2 separate regions of the Mus musculus genome follow, and region 1 is linked to region 2. The links are chromatin contacts, found by Hi-C or POLR2A ChIA-PET in ENCODE. All regions are on one chromosome and are shown on one strand. Each heading gives the region's core, a stretch centred on a gene start or an enhancer-like site at or near the end of the contact. The rest is flanking DNA. Distances are from core to core; before and after follow the strand shown. Region 1 has its middle 18 kb from the start of 2810433D01Rik. Region 2 holds the start of Gpatch8 (G patch domain containing 8).

Region 1 (4,845 bases), core at 133-2,632, 88 kb before region 2:
AGAAGACAGAAGGATCGGGGGTTCAAGGTCATACTTAGCTACATAATATGTTTGAGCAGCACCTAGGTTGTATAAGGCCCTGCCTCAAAACAACAAAAAATTAGTTTTATATTGATATACATGTGTATGCGTGTATAAGAAACATCATAAAGGGCTAGAGAGATGGCTCAGTGGTTAAGAGCACTGACTGTTCTTCCAGAGGGCCTGAGTTCAATTCCCAGCAACCACATGGTGGCTCGCAACCATCTGTAACGGGATCCAATGCCCTCTTCTGGTGTGTCTGAAGACAGTGACAGTGTACTTATATTCATAAAAATAAATAAATCTTTTAAAAATGTCCTAAAGCTAATTGTTCCATTTCTTTTCTGAGATGAGTTGCTGTGTTGCCCGGGGTGGCCTAGATCTCTTGGCCTTAGGTTCTATTCTTGCCTCTGCCTCCTTAGTAGCTAGACTATAGGGGGGTAGCTCAGTCCTTAAACAAACAAACAAAAACTTTAGGACCGGATATGGTGGCCTTTAATCGAGGCACTAGGGAGGCAGAGGCAGACAGATCTCCATGAGTTAGAGGTCAGCCTGGAGTACAGAGCAACTTCCAGGACAGCCAGAGTACAAAGAAACCTTGTCTCAAAAACAACAACAACCCAAAAGAACAAAAAAACAAAGAAACAAAAGAACAGAAAACAAACAAAAGCTTTTAAAAATGTTTGTTTTATTTAATGTGTGCACCTGTGTGAGTTATGTGCACCATATCCAAGCAGGTACCCTCAGGGGCCAGAAAGCATCAGATCTCCCTGGAACTAGAGATCCAGGCAGTTGGTTGTAAGCCTCTTGAACGTGGGTGCTGACAACTGAACCTGAGTCTTCTGCAAGAGCAGTGAGCCCTCTTCACTGATGAGCCATCTTCCCAGCCCCGACTCATCCTTTTAAAGCACACGTATCAGTGATTTTAAGTCTCCAGACATACTTCAGATCTGTGTCAGCGCCACCTCAGTCCATTCTCTGCCACACAGCCTCAGCCTTTTGTCCTCAGAGCTCCTCCTGCCTTCCTTCTTAATCTTCCAAGAATCCTGGACCTAAATTGCGTAACAACTGCCTCATATTCCAGCATTTTCCATCTCTGTTCCCTCTCGTTGCCAGTGCTCCCCCTTAGATTAACCATCTAGGAAGGAATGGAGATCTCGGACTATGAGGCCTCCAGAGACCGTAAGGTCAAGGGGCGACCTATGGGAATCCAGGCCGCATGAGGCTGTGGACAAGGGCAGCCCAGGGAGCGGCAGCACTTGACAGATAACATTGTTAGACTGTGACTCACTCCTGTGGCAGCCTGGAAGCTCAGGCCTCAGCTTTCAGAGCCTTCAAAGGACTGCACATGACCCTCTGCAGTACTGTTGGCACGCCGGAGTTCAGACCTCTTCATTCCAGAGGCAGACTGCACCCTGTCCCTTTATCCCATATGGAAGAGGCCCACACTTTAACAGTTCATGTATTGGAGTTGGCTGTGGTGGTGTTCCCTATAATCTCAGCACTCAGGAGGATGACGCAGGAGCATTGGCCTTCAAATACAGCCTAGACTATGAAGTCTTATAGAAATAAATAAGGAAGGAAGTATATACTTTTTATATATTATATATATGTATATATAAATGTGTGTGGGGGGTATGTGTGTGTGTGTGTGTGTGTGTGTGTGTGTGTGTTGGGAACCTGAAAGGAGAAAGAACCCTGTCCTCTTGAGGGAAAAGAGGGGGGTCATTCTCATCTAACCAGAGGTTTGGCACCTGAGACTCACCTCATCGTGGGGACCCTAAGTCAGGCTATGAAGTTAGAATCAAGTAGGACTCCCTAAGTGTCACACAGCTCTATTCTCTCGTTCTTTTTAATGATTTATTTATTATTATATCTAAGTATACTGTAGCTATCTTCAGACAAACACACCAGAAGAGGGCTTCAGATCCCATTACAGATGGTTGTGAGCCACCATGTGGTTGCTGGGATTTGAACTCAGGACCTTTGGACAAGCAGTCAGTGCTCTTAACCTCTGAGCCATCTCTACAGCCCCTATTCTCCCATTCTTGAGCCAGGACCTGACTGGAGCTGTTGAGAAGGTGTCCCAGAACTCCCTCTGTGAGGGGAGGCAGCACTTAGACAGCGCTTAGAGAACCCGCCATCTGGTAGAGGAATTTAAGTTAAAACAATAAGGAAGTCTTTGACAAAGCAGTATTGTTTCCCGTTGCAAAGGCTACAAAGACAGCCTTCCCAGAGGCTGGATGGCATTGGGGCAAGACTCTCCAGATGCCTGTGCTGAGCCGCTTGTAATCACAGAGGGTCCCACAGCGCTACAAACACTCTTTTCTAGGGTTGGGGTATAACTTGGTAATAGGACACTTGCCTAGCATTCCGAGGCCCTGAATTCTGCTTTATCATTGGGGCAAATCTTCCATATAACCTTTCGGAGAACCTTCGCAGGCATATGGGTCATATACAAAGCCAAGAGTCAATGCTGGGCTCAATTAGGAAACACTGCCTCTGGCTTATATGTCCTTAGATTCCTAAAGACCCCCAAACCCAGTGTCCTACCACCCCCAGCCACTGCACTGACTTCATTGAGTATCCCTGGACTGGAGGTCATGATACCTGGGATGGAGACAGTGTGGGTATAAGGACATCTGCTCTACCTAATGAAGACACGGGGACAAAGGAGCCAGGTGCACCAAGTGGAGCAGAGAGACAAGCCAGGGGAGAGCAGTCACTCGCTTGCCAGCCATGACATTAGTGTGACCATCGACTTTCCCATTGTTGCCAGGCCTCTCCCCCAAATAGTCACCCTGCAAGCTATTACTGCCATCAGGAACATTTTCTTCTCCTCTTCTTCTTCCCTGACCCCCATGCATCTCATCTTGTATAGATGGCCTACACAGGGGTACTACCTCTTGTATATAGAGGTAATTTATTTTATTGTGTGGATGTGTTTTGCCTCTGTGTAGGTCTATGTGCCACTTATATGCCTGGTACCTGTGGAAGTCAGAAGAGGGCATCAGATCCTCTGGAACTAAAGCTACCAATAGTTGTTAGCTGTCATGTGGGTGCTGGGAATTGAACCCAGGTCTTTGGAAGAACAAAAGTGCTCCTAACCACTGAGACACTTTTCCAATCCTTTCTTCTCCTCCTCCTCCTCTTCCTCCTCTTCTTCCTCTTCCTTCTTTTCTTATAGTACTGAGGATTGAATCTAAGCCTTGTCCCTTGCTAGGCAAGCACTCTATTACTGAATCACATAACTGGCCCTTTTAAAAAAAATTTTTTTTAATTTATTTAATATGAGTACATTGTAGCTGTCTTCAGACACACCAGAAGAGGGCATCAGATCTTATTACAGATGGTTGTGAGCCACCATGTAGTTACTGGGAATTGAACTCAGGCCCTCTGTAAAAGCAGTCAGTGCTCTTAACCTCTGAGCCATCTCTCCAGCCCCCTTAAAATGTTTTTTAAGGACTAGAGTGATAGTTCAATGTTTAGAAGTACTGACTGTTCTTCCAGAGGTCCTGAGTTCAATTCCTAGCAACCACATGGTGCCTCACAACCATCTGTAATGGGATCTGATGTCCTCTTCTTGTGTGCATGAAGATAGTGTATTCATATACATAAGGGAAATAAACAAATTTTTAAAAAAAAATAAAAATATCGAGTGATTTCTTTAAAAAAATCTTTTTAAAAACATTTTTTCAAGCCTCCTGTGGGTCTGTGTGTACTTGAGCATGGGTGGCTTTGGTGGGGTTTCTTTGTGTGTGTGTGTGTGTGTGTGTATGTGTGTGTGTGTGTGTGTGTGTATGTAGAAGCTTCACTGGTTTGGTTTGTTTTCCTTTGTGAGATTCAGTCCAGTTTGGGAGACCTCATCATCGACCCTTTTTGGATCCCATTACCTAAGACTTGATAATTAAATGTAAAACAATATAATTAAATAAAAAAAAAAACCAAACCAAAAAAAAAAGCCAGATGGCAGATGGTATTCAGGGAGAGGACAGAAAGGAGACATGGAAGCAAAGTTAGAAAGAAAGACAGCTAAGTGGAGGTCTCTGTGCACAGCCTTGGAACTCCTTGAAGTGTGTTGACAAAGCCCCAGTTTCCTTTCCTCTCTGCTAAAGGCTGTCACAGACTTCCAGAGTATTTCAGAGATGTTGAACCGCCCAAGGCCACGGGGGCAGAGCGGCCCTATTGCCTTCCTATCTGAACCTTGGCCCCAGAAGGAGAATCAAGGCTTTCCTCAAAGCCCCTCTGCATTCACAAATATAAATGTTGATAGAAATTGGAGACAGGGTAGCTGAACCATCACTAGATGTGACAGACCTGCTGTGTTTTTGACCCTGGACTAGCTGCTCTACAAATAGATTGGTGGGGTTTTGTTTTTGTTTTTGTGGTACTAGGGGATCCTAATCAGGGCCTGGAGAGTGCTAAGCAAATACTTTACCAATGAGCTATATCCCTAGACCCAGTTTATATACAGTTGTGTGTGTGTGTGTGTGTGTGTGTGTGTGTATAAAACAGTTATGACTAAGCTAGATATTACTTTCCTGCAGAGAAAAATTAAGGCTTCTGAAAGCAAAGGCCTTAACCTTCTCTAGTCCCTCCAAGTGATCATGCATCTATCTATCCATTCCACAACCTTGCCTGGGGCCTGGGGATGTAGATTGGTTTCTGGAGTGCTTGCTTAGCATGCATGAAACCCTGGGTCAGAGCCCTGGCATCATATAAACCAGGTCTGGTGCTACCTACCTATAATCTCAGCCTTTAGGTGGTAGAGGCAGCCAAACCCAGACACTATTGTGGATACCAACAAGTGCTTGCTGACAGGAG
Region 2 (4,603 bases), core at 67-2,566:
GGCTCAGCTGTTAAGAGCTGATACACATACATACATACATACATACATACATACATACATACATACATTCATTCATTCATGTAGGCGAAGCAGTCTTACACTAGGTAAAATTAAACAGCCCCCCCTCACTCCCCCACCCTGTGAAAACATTAAAGAAAACAAGAGCTGGAAAGATGGCTAAGCAGTTAAAAGCACTTGTTCCACATGCAGAGCACCTGGGTTTGTTTCTAGCACTGACATACATGGTGATTCTTAACTGTAACTCTAGCTTCAGGGGATCCAATGACTCTGAACATGAATATATATGTGTGGAGGGGGGAGAGGAGTGGGAGGGGGAGGGAAAATAGTAAGAAAAAAACGTCAAGCTCTTGGTAGCCATGTGTTTAAGTTTCTCTCTTCTTCAAGGTTGTGATCCCTTTGTTATGCCTTGATTTATATGTAGCTTTAAGATAGGTCATTCTTTTCATTACAGTCCCCCCCCCCCACAGTGTCACTTAGATTTTGTTATTTGAAGCAATGTCTTATAGCCCAGGCTAGCTTTGAACTTCCTATGTAGCCAAGGATAAGCTTGACTTAATTTCCCCTCAGCCTCAAGCAGGAATAGACACTCGTTTATATTTACAACTATTAGGTTAATTTATTGGTTATCTGACTTCCTGCCTGGAATGGAAGCCCTTTGAGAGATTTTTTTGGTACCTCTTAAGTAACATTATTATGTATTAATTTTAAAAATACCCTCTTTGGACATCGGGGGGCGAGCCTCTACTACATAGAGAGCTACAGGAAACCCTGTCAACAAAATAACAAAAACAAAACAAAAAAACATTAAAAGTACTCTAGCTGTAAAGTCAGATCTCATGCTACTGTATAGCATTACACTGTATATTATTACAAATACGGGATGGGCTTGACCGTAAACAAGAGCATAAGAAAGAAAGACTTCTGAACACTGCTAAGGGAGCAAGTGAATACTTCCCAGGCCCCCAAATGCTCTGCCCTGCTGATCTTTCCCTCCGGAAGCGCTTACGCGCGCCGGCGCGAGTGCGCATGCGCGGCCCGCTGGGGTCGCTCGGGGCCGGGCGTGAAACCGAGCGATGTGAGAGGAAGGTTCCGCCTCCAGGCCTGCGCGCCTTCGGGATTCCCGTCGGAACGAATTCCTGTTCCCTCCTCTTCCCAACACCCCCCCAACAATCCCTCGCCAAGCACACATCCTCCACCCCCCTCCCCACGCCTGCTGCGCGCGCCCGGTGGGCGTGGGAGGGGGCGTGGAAACAGAGAGGGGGCGGGCGTAGCGGGAGGGGAGGAGCGAACCGGAGAGCGTCGTCCTGAGGAGGAGTGAGAGCGGCAAAATGGCGGACCGCTTCTCCCGCTTCAACGAGGACCGAGACTTTCAGGTAAACACGGGCGTCGCCGAGGACCACCCACGCCCCCGGAGGGCTCGCCGCGAGCCCGGGGCCGCCTCCCTCCCGGCCTCCTGGCTCTCCTTCCTTCTGCTCTCCGCTCCACCTTGCAAGCCGGCTCTCGCCCCTTCCTGCCTCTCATTTCTCCAGGGGCCTCCGGGGCTGAGATGAGGCCGCGTCCCCGGCTTCATCCCTATTCACGCCGCTTCTTCGGCTCGGCTTTCCTCCTATTTTGCTCCTGGCTTCCCGCTCCGCAGCCGGGCGCTTTGTGGGGGTTGCGCTTTGCTTGTCTCGGGGCCTGTGCAGGCGCAGGGCCGGCCCGGCCCCCGGGGGAGAGGGCTGGGGCGGGGAAGGCTTGGGCCAGCGGTTTTCAGGCCGGGGCTATGGAAGCCTTGGCTTTTGCTCGCCCCGATCATCCTGGGGATCGCCTCTCCGTTTTCCCATTGTGACAAACAAGCCCTTTATCGACTGTCTAACCTAGTCTTCCCCCTGGTAAAGGGCGCCCTTTCTTATCAAAGACGCCTTTTTTGTTGAGGCGAGCCATTGAGCTTTCTCTGGGCATAAATAACTGCTGTTGTTTACAGGCCGTTAATTGGGTTGGGGACAGTAAGGTATAGGTCTGTGGACTGGCGTAAACTTAACTTCGAGACCTACCAAGATTTGTAAAGAAGCATAATTATGGCCTTTCCAAGCGGGAGTAAATTCGTTCCTAAACCTTGATTTTTTTTTTTTTTCTTTCTTCGTTTGCAAATGTTGATCTGGGAAAGATGTCCGTGGGGTGGCAGGCATTAAAGAAAAAAACAACAAAAACAAAACAAAACAAAAAAACAAACAACAAAGGCCGAATTAGAATCATTAGGCTTTTAGATATTGAAATTGTTACTGCAGGCATAGTTGGGAGACAATAAGGGATTTAGTAGCCTTTGGTTATTTCTAGGTAAAATACATCCTCAGTTGCAAATCACTGCATTACTACCGCATCTCCTGGCAACAGCAATTTAGGTCAAGGGATGAGCCTCCGAACTCGAGTTTTTGTATTCCTTTCAGCTTCCTCAACGCACCTCTAGCTGTGTCAGAAGGCAATTTGAAGGGTTTGAATTCTTGGAGATGATTGGGTTGATAGACAAAGCAATTTCAACTGGTTTAAAATCAACACTGTTAAATAGTCTTAGGTGTAGAACGCTATGGGAAGTTTTGCAGCAGTAAGGGATTTGGGAGTTGCTGAAAATGCCTTGTGGTCATGTGCCTGCCGCAGAAACTGCAGCCCAGCACAGCATCTTAAGGTGTTTTAAGGATTTATCTCAGGTCTTCCAAAGTTTGAGGTGGACATTTGATACCCGAGAAGGAAGGCAGGCTTATCTTTCTTTTCTTTCTCCCTATATCAAGCCCTATGAAGCAGGTATAAAGTATATACGCTTTATTACTATTTTTTGTTAATTTAAAATTATTTAGGAGACAGTAGATGACGAAAACCTTCCAATGCTTTTCAGAGAAAAGAATTTCAAGGTGACCTAATAAAATTGAAAACAGACAGTTTTGAGGAAAAATGGCCCTCAAGTATTTCAGCTGGCTCAAACGGGGTTTTGAATGAAGATATTGAAAACTGGCTATTAGGATGTGAGTGTCGTCACTTGGAAACTGAGCAGGGAGACTCTTCTTCGATGCTTTAGTTGAGGTACTATAAAATCTGACTTATGGGATTTATGAGATGGGTCAGTGGGTAAAAAGCCTCCGCCTCACAAGCCTGGCCGCCTCAGTTTGATCCCTGGAAGGTGGAAGGAGAGATCCAACTCCAAAAAGTTGGCTTCTGACCCCAAATTATATGTCCCCTCACATGATATGCACAATAATAAAAAGTCACAGCCTTAAAGGTGGCTTAGGGAGTTTGCCATCAAATCTGAGCGGAGTTAGTGCCTGGGCATCCACAAGCTGGGAGGAAAGAACCAAGCCAGTTCCCCAGAGTTGGCCTCTAACAGCCCCCATGACGTAAATATAATAAAACGGTTTTAAAACCAGAAATAGATCCTTTGAGCTCTTTGATGTTCGTACATACATTTTAATTGTATTTTCTGCACTTGCTCTGACATAACCCACTTAAAATTCTAAATGTCGCAGTATTTTGCATAAAGGGTATTGGAAATGGGAAAATTGTTGTGAAACCATGTCGTATATATCTCATACTAGCACTAGCCTCAAGTCTGCAGTCTAGCCAGGGAGGACTTTGAATCTCTGACTCCCCTTCCTCAACCTCTGAAGTGCTGGGATTACAGGTGTGGTCTTTCATCCCCAGGGTTTTGTGGTGATACTAGCAAGCACTATTACCCACTGAGCTAAGTCACCAATCCAGAAATGGAATTATATTTTAAATTATGTTTTATTTATTTATGTATATATTTATGTTTGTGTGTATGTGAGTATCGGGTTCTCAACTACTAGTTACATTCCCAGTCCCTTTTGCAGATTATTATGCTATAGTTTCTAAAAAAGACCATGCCTTTAAAAATACTTAAGGGCCAGGGGTATAATATGTTCAGTGGTAGAGTATTTCCCTAATATGTGAAGGATTTGATCCTTAACACCATGGTAGTAATAATAGTAACAAAAATAATAATAAAGTGAGAATAGCTAATTTATTTGTCTCTGGCTGTTTTAATACTGATCAGCTGTCAGTACAGCCCTTTGGTTTAGAGCCACTGAAGAGGGAGGGAAACAGGAGGATGCTCTTTGAGTAATAGATCTTCAAATATGTTTTCAAGTTTAGATTACTAAAGTTAATGTAGCCTTTTAAGGTTTTAAGTAGTTGAGCATAACAAGATCCTGTCTTTTTTTTTTTTTTTTTTTTTTTTTTAACGTATATGAGCATACTTTAGCTGTCTTTAGACACATCAGAAGAGGGCATCAAATCCCATTACAGGATGGTTGTGAGTCACCATGTGTTTGCTGGGAATTGAACTCAGGACCTCTGGAAGAGCAGTCAGTGCTCTTAACCACTGAGCCATCTCTCCAGCCTGACCCTGTCTTTTTTTTTTTTTTTTTTTTTTAAAGTTCAGGCTACTGGTGATGAGTTCCCATAATTCCAGAATTTTGGAGGTAGAGGGAAAATTAGGCTTTCCATATTATCTCTGGTTATATAAGCGAGTTTGAAGCTAGCCTGGGTTATATGAGACACTGTCTCAAAAATTAAGGTGCGTATAAGATGGTTC

The links. A loop is a pair of places that touch in the nucleus more often than their neighbours do. ChIA-PET counts read pairs that join two places held with the same protein, here RNA polymerase II (POLR2A).
Region 1: POLR2A ChIA-PET joins it to region 2 with 11 read pairs in Patski. The contact joins the enhancer-like site here to the promoter of Gpatch8 in region 2. A Hi-C loop is called at or near these places in 2 of 37 maps with a recorded cell type or tissue (ES-E14 and mouse embryonic stem cell). POLR2A ChIA-PET finds 5 or more read pairs at or near these places in 1 of 5 experiments (Patski).

The regions. Positions count from the first base shown.
Region 1 is chr11:102,640,473-102,645,317 of GRCm38, reverse strand. No RefSeq gene overlaps it. Among named protein-coding and RNA genes, the nearest start is that of 2810433D01Rik, 18 kb to the right of the region's middle. Within about 2 kb of position 1,382, at least 1 of the 3 ENCODE cell types and tissues checked has a DNase peak (open chromatin) inside an H3K27ac peak, as active enhancers do.
Region 2 is chr11:102,552,871-102,557,473 of GRCm38, reverse strand. Gpatch8 (G patch domain containing 8) reads left to right here and starts at 1,316. Exons shown (of 8, transcript NM_001159492.1): 1 at 1,316-1,394. The coding sequence starts at 1,350.